Regions from separate parts of the Homo sapiens genome. Here region 1 is linked to region 2. A link is an interaction called in ENCODE POLR2A ChIA-PET data of the cell type or tissue named here. Cell type or tissue: IMR-90. All regions are shown on one strand.

Region 1 (4,000 bases), 130 kb before region 2:
CTGCATTGGCACTAAATTCTATTCTGAGCTTCTTGATACTTAAGACAAAAGACAAAGGGCTTAAAGCGGACAAAAGTAACAGGTTTGCTAAGTTGGTTATTAAACTTAGAATTTAAGAGCTTAGATAAACTTTGAGCTTATACATAAAATAGCCTTTTTTAGTTGGTTAAAAATACAGGATTGTGGTTGTAATATTTTTGATCTGTGTCAATTCTATGGTCCCTCTACTCAAAGGTTGTGTTTCTCTGTCACTTAACCTCTCTATGCCTTAATTTCCTCATCAATGAAATGTAATTGCAGACAACCTGTAATAACCCACCAGTTCCAAAGCAAAACAAAGTCAAACTGCATGGTTATTTTGTTGCCCTACTGAACCACATCAAAAGGGCATAGTGAGTGCTTTCTTTCTCATCTTAAAAGGTCTCTTAGGTTTGACAGAAGCAAATGTGTCAAGCCTAAACTTTCAGGGTTCTTAAGACCTTTTGAAAAAAATGATGTATTGAGATAAAGAGTTATTAGTGACTTTTTTCCACCATTTCTTTTAGTTTGTGCCACATAGTGCATTATTTAACATCATTTAAGAAAATAAAAGAGTCCCTATTAAACATTTTATGCCAACATTAAATTGCATATTAAATGTGAGTTGGACTATTGCCTGGTTAACTGAATATTTTTGTAAAAGGAGATGCACAGTTCTTTGAAAGAAGATGTCAACTTGGAAGATAGGAATATGGATTTTTAGACAGTATGTTTTCAGCAGTGCCATGGACTAATCTGTGACAAAGGCCAATTGGTAGGTGTCATCAATATTTCAATATAGACATAGCAAATTAGATGGTGACTTAAATACCTCTATGCTCTGTATAAAATTATAGTTTTGTTTTTCAAAACATAGTTCTTCTCCAGTTATTGCCATGACTGTGGCTAGGCAGCCCATCTTAGTGGAATAACTTTACAGTGCAGTAGCTGCCATCCAGTTTCTGATCGCCACGGTGAAGAGGTGAGCTGACAGATTATGAATCTTTAGCACCACAGTATATGTTGATTTAGAGCTCTAAATCCAAGGCAGAGATAGTTATATTATTCATATTATATTGCTCGTGTACATAAATCTGGAACATTCATTTCAGAAGTACATTTCCCAGTGACCTGTGTATGCGTGTGTGAATATGGCTAAAGTACGTAGTCCCAGGGATGTCTGCAATATCCTGCACATCCCTTAACCCTCCTAAGTATTGGCCTTCTCAGCTGACTTGGCCTTTACCACATTTTCCTAGGAGGAAATATTATCTGTTGCCTTCTTTGTTTCACAGAATGGTACTATGTTCATTTCAGAAATCTTCCACCAATATTTTTCTTTTATGATTTGGTTTAGACAGAAAAATCTGTCATAAATATGAAATATTAATATTTAGTACTTTAGATGAAGAAAGGAAGAGACATGAGGATGCCAAAGGGGCTTGCTGAAGGTGACAGCTGTTGTGGATTCCACCACTCTGCCTAAAAGTGCTAGAGATTGGCAGATGCATATAACTTGGAATGTATACACCTGTCCAATGAGTATTAATAGATACAAGCAACACATTTCTTCTACAGATTGTGAACAAAACAGCTGCTAGATGATAAAGTCCTAAAATGACTGTCTACTGTAGTCACCCTAGAGTCAGTGACCCAGAGGTGAAAGCTTATATATCCTATTATTAAATTATGAGTCATCCAAATCTTCATGGGTAAAAGTGTAACATAACATAAATTTTTTTTTTTCTTTGAGAGAATCTCCCTCTTGTCGCCCAGGCTGGAGTGCAATGGCTTCATCTTGGCTCACTGCAACCTTTGCCTCCCGGGTTCAAGCGATTCTCCTGCTTCAGCCTCCTGAGTAGCTGGGATTACAGGTGCATGCCATCAAGCCAAGCTAATTTTTTGTATTTTTAGTAGAGACGGGGTTTCACCATGTTGGCCAGGCTGGTCTCGAACTCCTGACCTCAGATGGTCCACCCGCCTCGCACTCCCAAAGTGCTGGGGGATTACAGGCATGAGCCACCGTGCCTGGCCCCATAAATTCATTTCTTTTAAACCTTAAAGCACCCTGCATATTTTTGGAAACCATTGTGTTCAGTGTTGAGTTTGAATGCAGTTGTCTTCACACAGGTGAATTTATAGAACCTGTCATGCCCGGTGTGGTTTTGGTAGTCCTGAAAATGTGAAGAATAATATGAGACTGAAATCTGTTTTGAGGTCACTCTAAAAATTTGAAAAGTGGGAATTAAGGCATATTTAAACTTATCCTTCTGTGTGCAAAATGTATGTGTGTGTGTGTGTGCGTGCGTGTGTGTCTGGGGGTGCAGTAACATTTGCTTTCATGCCTTACTCATTCCATTATTTTCCTCCACTCTCTACATCATTTCTCTTTAATAATTTTTCTTTTTTCTTTTCCTTGTTCTTTTACTTTTTGAAATCTGATTTTAATTGGCATTTGATTTCTCTAGAGGAATCCTCTGTCAAGTGCTAAGCCCTGGGGCCAGCAGGACTTTTTCCGAGGCATGCTGCATGGGTATTTCCTGTCCCTTCCAGCTGTCTGGAGATGAGGCTACATAGAGAAACCTTGCATTGAGTTCCACTGCCTAAAATATCTCAAATAACATTACAAGTACTGCTGACCTAAGGCATCAGCTGATACCTTTAGAGTGTGATTTTTCCCTCCTAGAGCTTTTATACCTGAAGGCTCTTCCTTAACTCCTGATACAAAAGACATAAAAAAGAGATCATTAGAATTTAAACCCTCAGCTTTTTATTAAGGGTTTGTGATGGACAAAGTAGGCATACCTGAGCGGTAATTTCTTATAATTATTCATTTATCAGTGCACTATTTGTGCATTTAACAAACATTTATTGGGGTACCTGTATGATAAGCACCATGAGATACTCTATAAATGTATTAAATGTCCTAAAGGAACCATCTTATAGCCTTGTTGGCAGTATTTTCCCCAGCTTTATCTGATGGCATAAATAAGCTTTTTTTTAAAAAAGTTACTAGACAGCTATGGATCTGCTTTCTCTCTGGGAGATTTTTATTAAGCCAGTTCTGGGACACCAGCTAACTTTTTATTAATCTCATTTACTATTCCTTCTGTTATGTTTAATCCAAAGTTATAAATCTATTACTTATTTCTTAATATAAATATTTCTCAGCTATGTTTGATTGCTGGAAATATATTAGTAAATACAAAGATATACATATTTTGTTCATTTCAAAATATTTTCTGCCTTTATATAAAGAAAACACAATTTTGCTCAGTTTGTTTTGGATCATTCATGACATACTTAAAAATGTTTATTTTTTTCAAATTCAGTTTGTCAGAAGGGTTTTACATTATAAGCAAAATGAACCTTCCCAAATTGAATTTTTGCTTTAAAAATTCAATGTGTATGGGAGAATGACTTCTAGTTTATATCGTTCTCTATCAACTTTATCACTACTATTTGCCCCACCAATTTTGGGATAACTGCACTTGAATTTGCAAGTTTTTACAAATAGTAAGAAAGACCATTTATTGGACATCTATCTTGTAAACATTCTTACATGTATTTTTATTTAATTCTAATTTACTTATGTATTAAATACTTATTACATACAAGGCACTGTTTTAGGCTCTGGGGATACAAGAGACTAAAACATTTAAAGCTCCTGACTTCATGGAATTATATGCTAGGCTGTGGAAATGGAAAATGAGATAAGTAAATTATTTAGCTTATTAGAAGATAATAAGGGCAATGGAGAAGGAGAAATAAGGGAAGAGTGATACTGGGGAGGGATTTTCCTTGATAAATCTATAGTTTTGGGGGGGTTGTCATGGAGGATATGTTTTACGAAGGGATTTTTGAGAAGAGATCTTCATGATGCCAATGAAGGAACAAACCATGAGGATATCTAATAGAATAATAAGGTGTAAAGTTCCAAAGATAGAAGCATACGTGTGAGTTTCCAGGAATCGCAAGGAGA
Region 2 (4,000 bases):
TCTGAGGCACAGTTGCCATTTATTCATGCAACAAATATTTTTTGAGTACCTATTACATGCCAGACACTGTTACAAGTCATGGTTATAGATTAGTGAAGAAGAGACAAAAAAATGTCTGCCATAAGAAGGTTACGTTCTAGTATAGGAATCAGACAAATAAGCAAAATAAGTAAATTATAGAAGTGAAAGGGAGAAAAATAAAGCAGGGGAAAGTGATAGATAGTGGGGGTAAAAGGGCATGGGCTTCTGGGAAGGTAAAGTTTGAGCAAAAGTATGAGAGGTGAGAGAGCTGTACTGATGAGCTAACAGGGCATTCTAGGCAAAGCAAACAGCAGAGACAAGGGCTCAGAAAGGCAAGACTCCAGAGCAGCTGGAATAGAAGGAGAGGAGATGAGTATAAACAGAGAGGTGGGGGCATTGCTGCAAATGTAGGTGGGTAACTGTAGTGCATTTGCATTCAGTTTGAATGAGACGAAAAGTCCACTGAAGTTTGTAGACAGAAGGGTGCTATGGCCATCCCTAGGTCCCAACAGGATCATTCCGGCTGCTGCAATGAGACTAGAGTGAAGCAAATGGACAAAAGAAAAAGGTACAGATCAGCTGGCCAGAAGGACAGCTCCAAAATGAATAATGGCCCTATTCTTCTTCACACAGCTGGACTTCTCCCCATCTTTGCTAATGAAAACCAAATCACTTCCTTGGTAATAGTTTACTTTTTCTCTGTATTCATTCAATAAATAGCTATTGAGCACCCATAGGAGGATGCCCATGTTATCATGGATCCCCAAAAGAGAATGGCATATCTCTATGTGAGAGTCAAACTCACAATTTTTTTCAAAATTCTCAAAAGTTGGTCCAGAAAAAAAGTTACACAGCTATTTTACGCTTGGCCAAAAATATTTTAGTGGACTTCGGCATTCAGACCTTCAGATATGTAAGGGTGAGAATTGCAGCCTTTGGGGCATGGATATGAGGTGCCCAAGACAAAAACCTGGAGTTCGACCTGTCTGGCTATCTTTCACCCAACCTAGCTCAATCTGTCATTATATCTCCTAAATAACCTCTCTATTCACACCTTCACCCTTTAATTCAGATTGTCCTTCTTATTCAGATAATGGCAAGCATTGGGATTCTTGCCTTCAGGCTTCCCCTCTGTTTTGCCCATGCCTGTGATGTGACTGGCCATAGGCACTGTCCACTGCATCCTTCACAGTGCTATTAGGGTGATGCTACAAAAACACAATCTGATTTTATCACTTCTGTCTCAGGATGGGGTTTTCTGAGAAGCAGATTCCTAGATGGAAATTTGCATGCAGGAGGCTTATTGCTAAGGTTTACTGCACATCTATGAAGGAGTGAAATAAACAGGATTGGGCAGGGAGAGAAACTAGACTGCAATGAAGTCCCCACACAGGCCTGAGCTCATCAGCCATAACCTATCAGCCTGAAGCTGGGAAGGCTCTGCAGAGAGTTGTCCCAAATTGAAATGAGAGTAAGCCTTAACACTCTGCATAGATCAGTCATTGAATGGGAGCTGCCCTTGGAAGCATGACTTTGGGAGGAGGTGACCCTTTCAGCTGAGAACACTCCAGAGTGGGTTCAGCTTAGAACTGTCAGTCATCAACACTCTCAGGCTGGGCAGTGAACGAATCAGCCCCCGGAGTGGGTGGGTGGGATGAGACAGAGTAGCTTGGGGCAGGAGGAGAGGTGTGGGGAAAGGTGAGAGGTGGAGGTGAAACCTGGATAGCACGTTCCAAGTTAACCTCTCCAGTCCTTGCTCACTGTTGAGACATTGGGATCCCCCCCAACCCCCGACATTAAACAGAACTCTTCCTTCCACCATGCTCTATTAATATAATCACCAACAGATTGGTTATTTATTTTTGCTTATATTATGCATGAGGCCCTCTAGCAAGAACGTGAATTCCATGAGGTCACGGATCATGTTCTATTCATTTTTGGGTCCCCTCCACCGTCTATGGTAACTGGCAGGTACATCATAGGCATTGAAACGTTTGAGGAACAAATTACAAAACTATAAAACAAAAAAGTTTTATAAGAGACGTGCCCAAGACGCCTCAACTTCAGAATGGTGAAGCCAGGGATTCCAACTGGGTCTCCCTTCTCCAGAGTTGTAAGTGCACTAGGTTAGAATCAGCGGAAGAGTGGGAAATGGGAAGAACACGAAGCTGGAAATGGGAAACCTTAGTTCCAGCCTTGGTTTTCATCCTCCAACTGGCATGCTAACTTGCCCTCTCTGGGCTTCCTAGGTCTCTTATTCCTTATATTGGAGGTGTTGTTATGGATAATTTCAAAACAAATCTTTATCTAGCGCCTACTATGCGTTCACATAGTCTGTTCACGTGTATGTAATCCTTACAACCCCTCTGTGGTGTTATTAGTATCCTCGTTTTATAAACAATGTGGGAAAGAAAACAACAAAGCTAAGCCCAGCTAAACTAAAAAATAAAAAATAAAAAATACAGTTCAATGGTTTGTTTGAGGTCACATAGCAAAGGCTCAACTCAAACTCAGGTCTCCTGCTTGCCAGTCTGCGGTTCCTGCCATGGGGAAATTCTGTTATCTTTGAAGAAAATAATAAGTAAGGGAAGAGAGAGATGCCCTTTCACAACTGCAAAATTCTCTCCTCCCCAGTTTCCAGCTCCCATCATCAACAAAGAAAACCACGAAAACAAAAACAAATCCGGATTGCCTTTGTCCACAGTATAGAGGGCGGGGGCGGGGGCGGGGGCGAGGGCGAAGGCGAGGGCGTCGGCGGGGCTGCAGCCTCCACGCAGAGACCACTGATGGCTCCGCGCCGCTCAGTTGATCCCTTCCCACTGCACGGAGCGGGAGACTAAAGGCCCACTGCCCATGGCTGCGAAAACCTTCCTTCGGGAACGCGGAGCTAGTGCACGGGGGCATGTTCTTCCCCCGCAGCCCTGGCAAGCAGAGGCCGGCGGCCTGTGGCGCGGGGCAGTTGTGCTGGCTGCCGGGCGGGGCTGCTCTGGGTCTGGGTGCACGGAGAGGAGCGCGGAGTGAAGCGCACGGTGCACACTGCGGGGCGCTGCTTGTCACCTCCCTGCCCCTCCCTCTGCCCTCCCCCGCTGTCCGGAGCACAGTCCCGGGAGGGCGGATGTCCCCTGGGAAGATGCGCGAGGAGAGCGACTGGGAGGCAGCTAGCAGCACCTGCGTGTGGGCAACACGACCCGAGGCTGTCTCCATTGCCTGCGTGCTGAAAGCATAAAAGCTTTTTTTTTTCTTTTTTTGAGGAAGTAAATGTGTAAATTAAATTACTTTGGTGGGGGTTAGAAAACAGTTTTCCTCAGTGTCATGGTGACATCTTCCATCTGCCAGTTCACTTTTCATAAACCTGCTGATACATTTTCTACATCTCATTAAAAAGGTAACCCAAAAGAAAAGTAACGGGGGGAGAAGGAGATGAAAGGGAGAGAGAAAGGAAAGACAAAACGAAGAGAAAGTTAAAAAAAATAGACTAGGAAAGAGGGCCCACCAGGAACCAGGAGGAGCCCTGGGGATGGGGTCGGGACGAAAGCTGGCAAGAATTTCGGCTGAGTTCCTTTAACAAGTAGAAACGTGCGGGGTTGTGTGCGATTTTCCTGGAAAATCCTCACAACCCTATGAGATAAACATTATTCCCATTTCAGAGATGAGGAAAGTGAAGTCAGGACAGAGTTGCATCATCAATCTGATTTGAATACCAAGGGCAAGTTTTTTCCCACTACATCAGGGTATCCTGATCCGTTTTAAACTATTAGAATCACCGTTGTTGCATTATTTATTAGCCTTGACAGAGACTGAATAACCTCCCCCATCACAGAGTCTGCAAGGACAGAGGTGTGATCTAAACCTGGGCCTGGGAGCCCTGAGCTATCAAGCTAGACTGCTTCTCAGAGCCCTTCTCTTGTTAACCAGGGACTCTGAGGCAGGGTACCCAAACTGTCCTTTGACATCTGCAACTCTAAAAGAGTAATTGGAA

The links. Peaks named below come from ENCODE experiments on the same cell type or tissue, not always from the same donor. Only the 100,000 strongest peaks of a DNase experiment are listed, where the experiment ranks them.
Region 1: POLR2A ChIA-PET joins it to region 2 with 11 read pairs; 9 of 35 experiments call an interaction of 5 or more read pairs at or near these places.

The regions. Positions count from the first base shown.
Region 1 is chr6:124,966,030-124,970,029 of GRCh38, forward strand. The region is part of intron 1 of RNF217 (ring finger protein 217); the gene reads left to right. Among named protein-coding and RNA genes, the nearest start is that of RNF217-AS1, 5.0 kb to the left of the region's middle. In IMR-90, no CTCF peak of the experiment used is centred here; a DNase peak (open chromatin) is centred at 1,662.
Region 2 is chr6:125,096,784-125,100,783 of GRCh38, forward strand. No RefSeq gene overlaps it. Among named protein-coding and RNA genes, the nearest start is that of TPD52L1, 55 kb to the right of the region's middle. In IMR-90, no CTCF peak of the experiment used is centred here; no DNase peak of the experiment used is centred here; H3K4me3 peaks cover 694 bases; H3K27ac peaks cover 976 bases.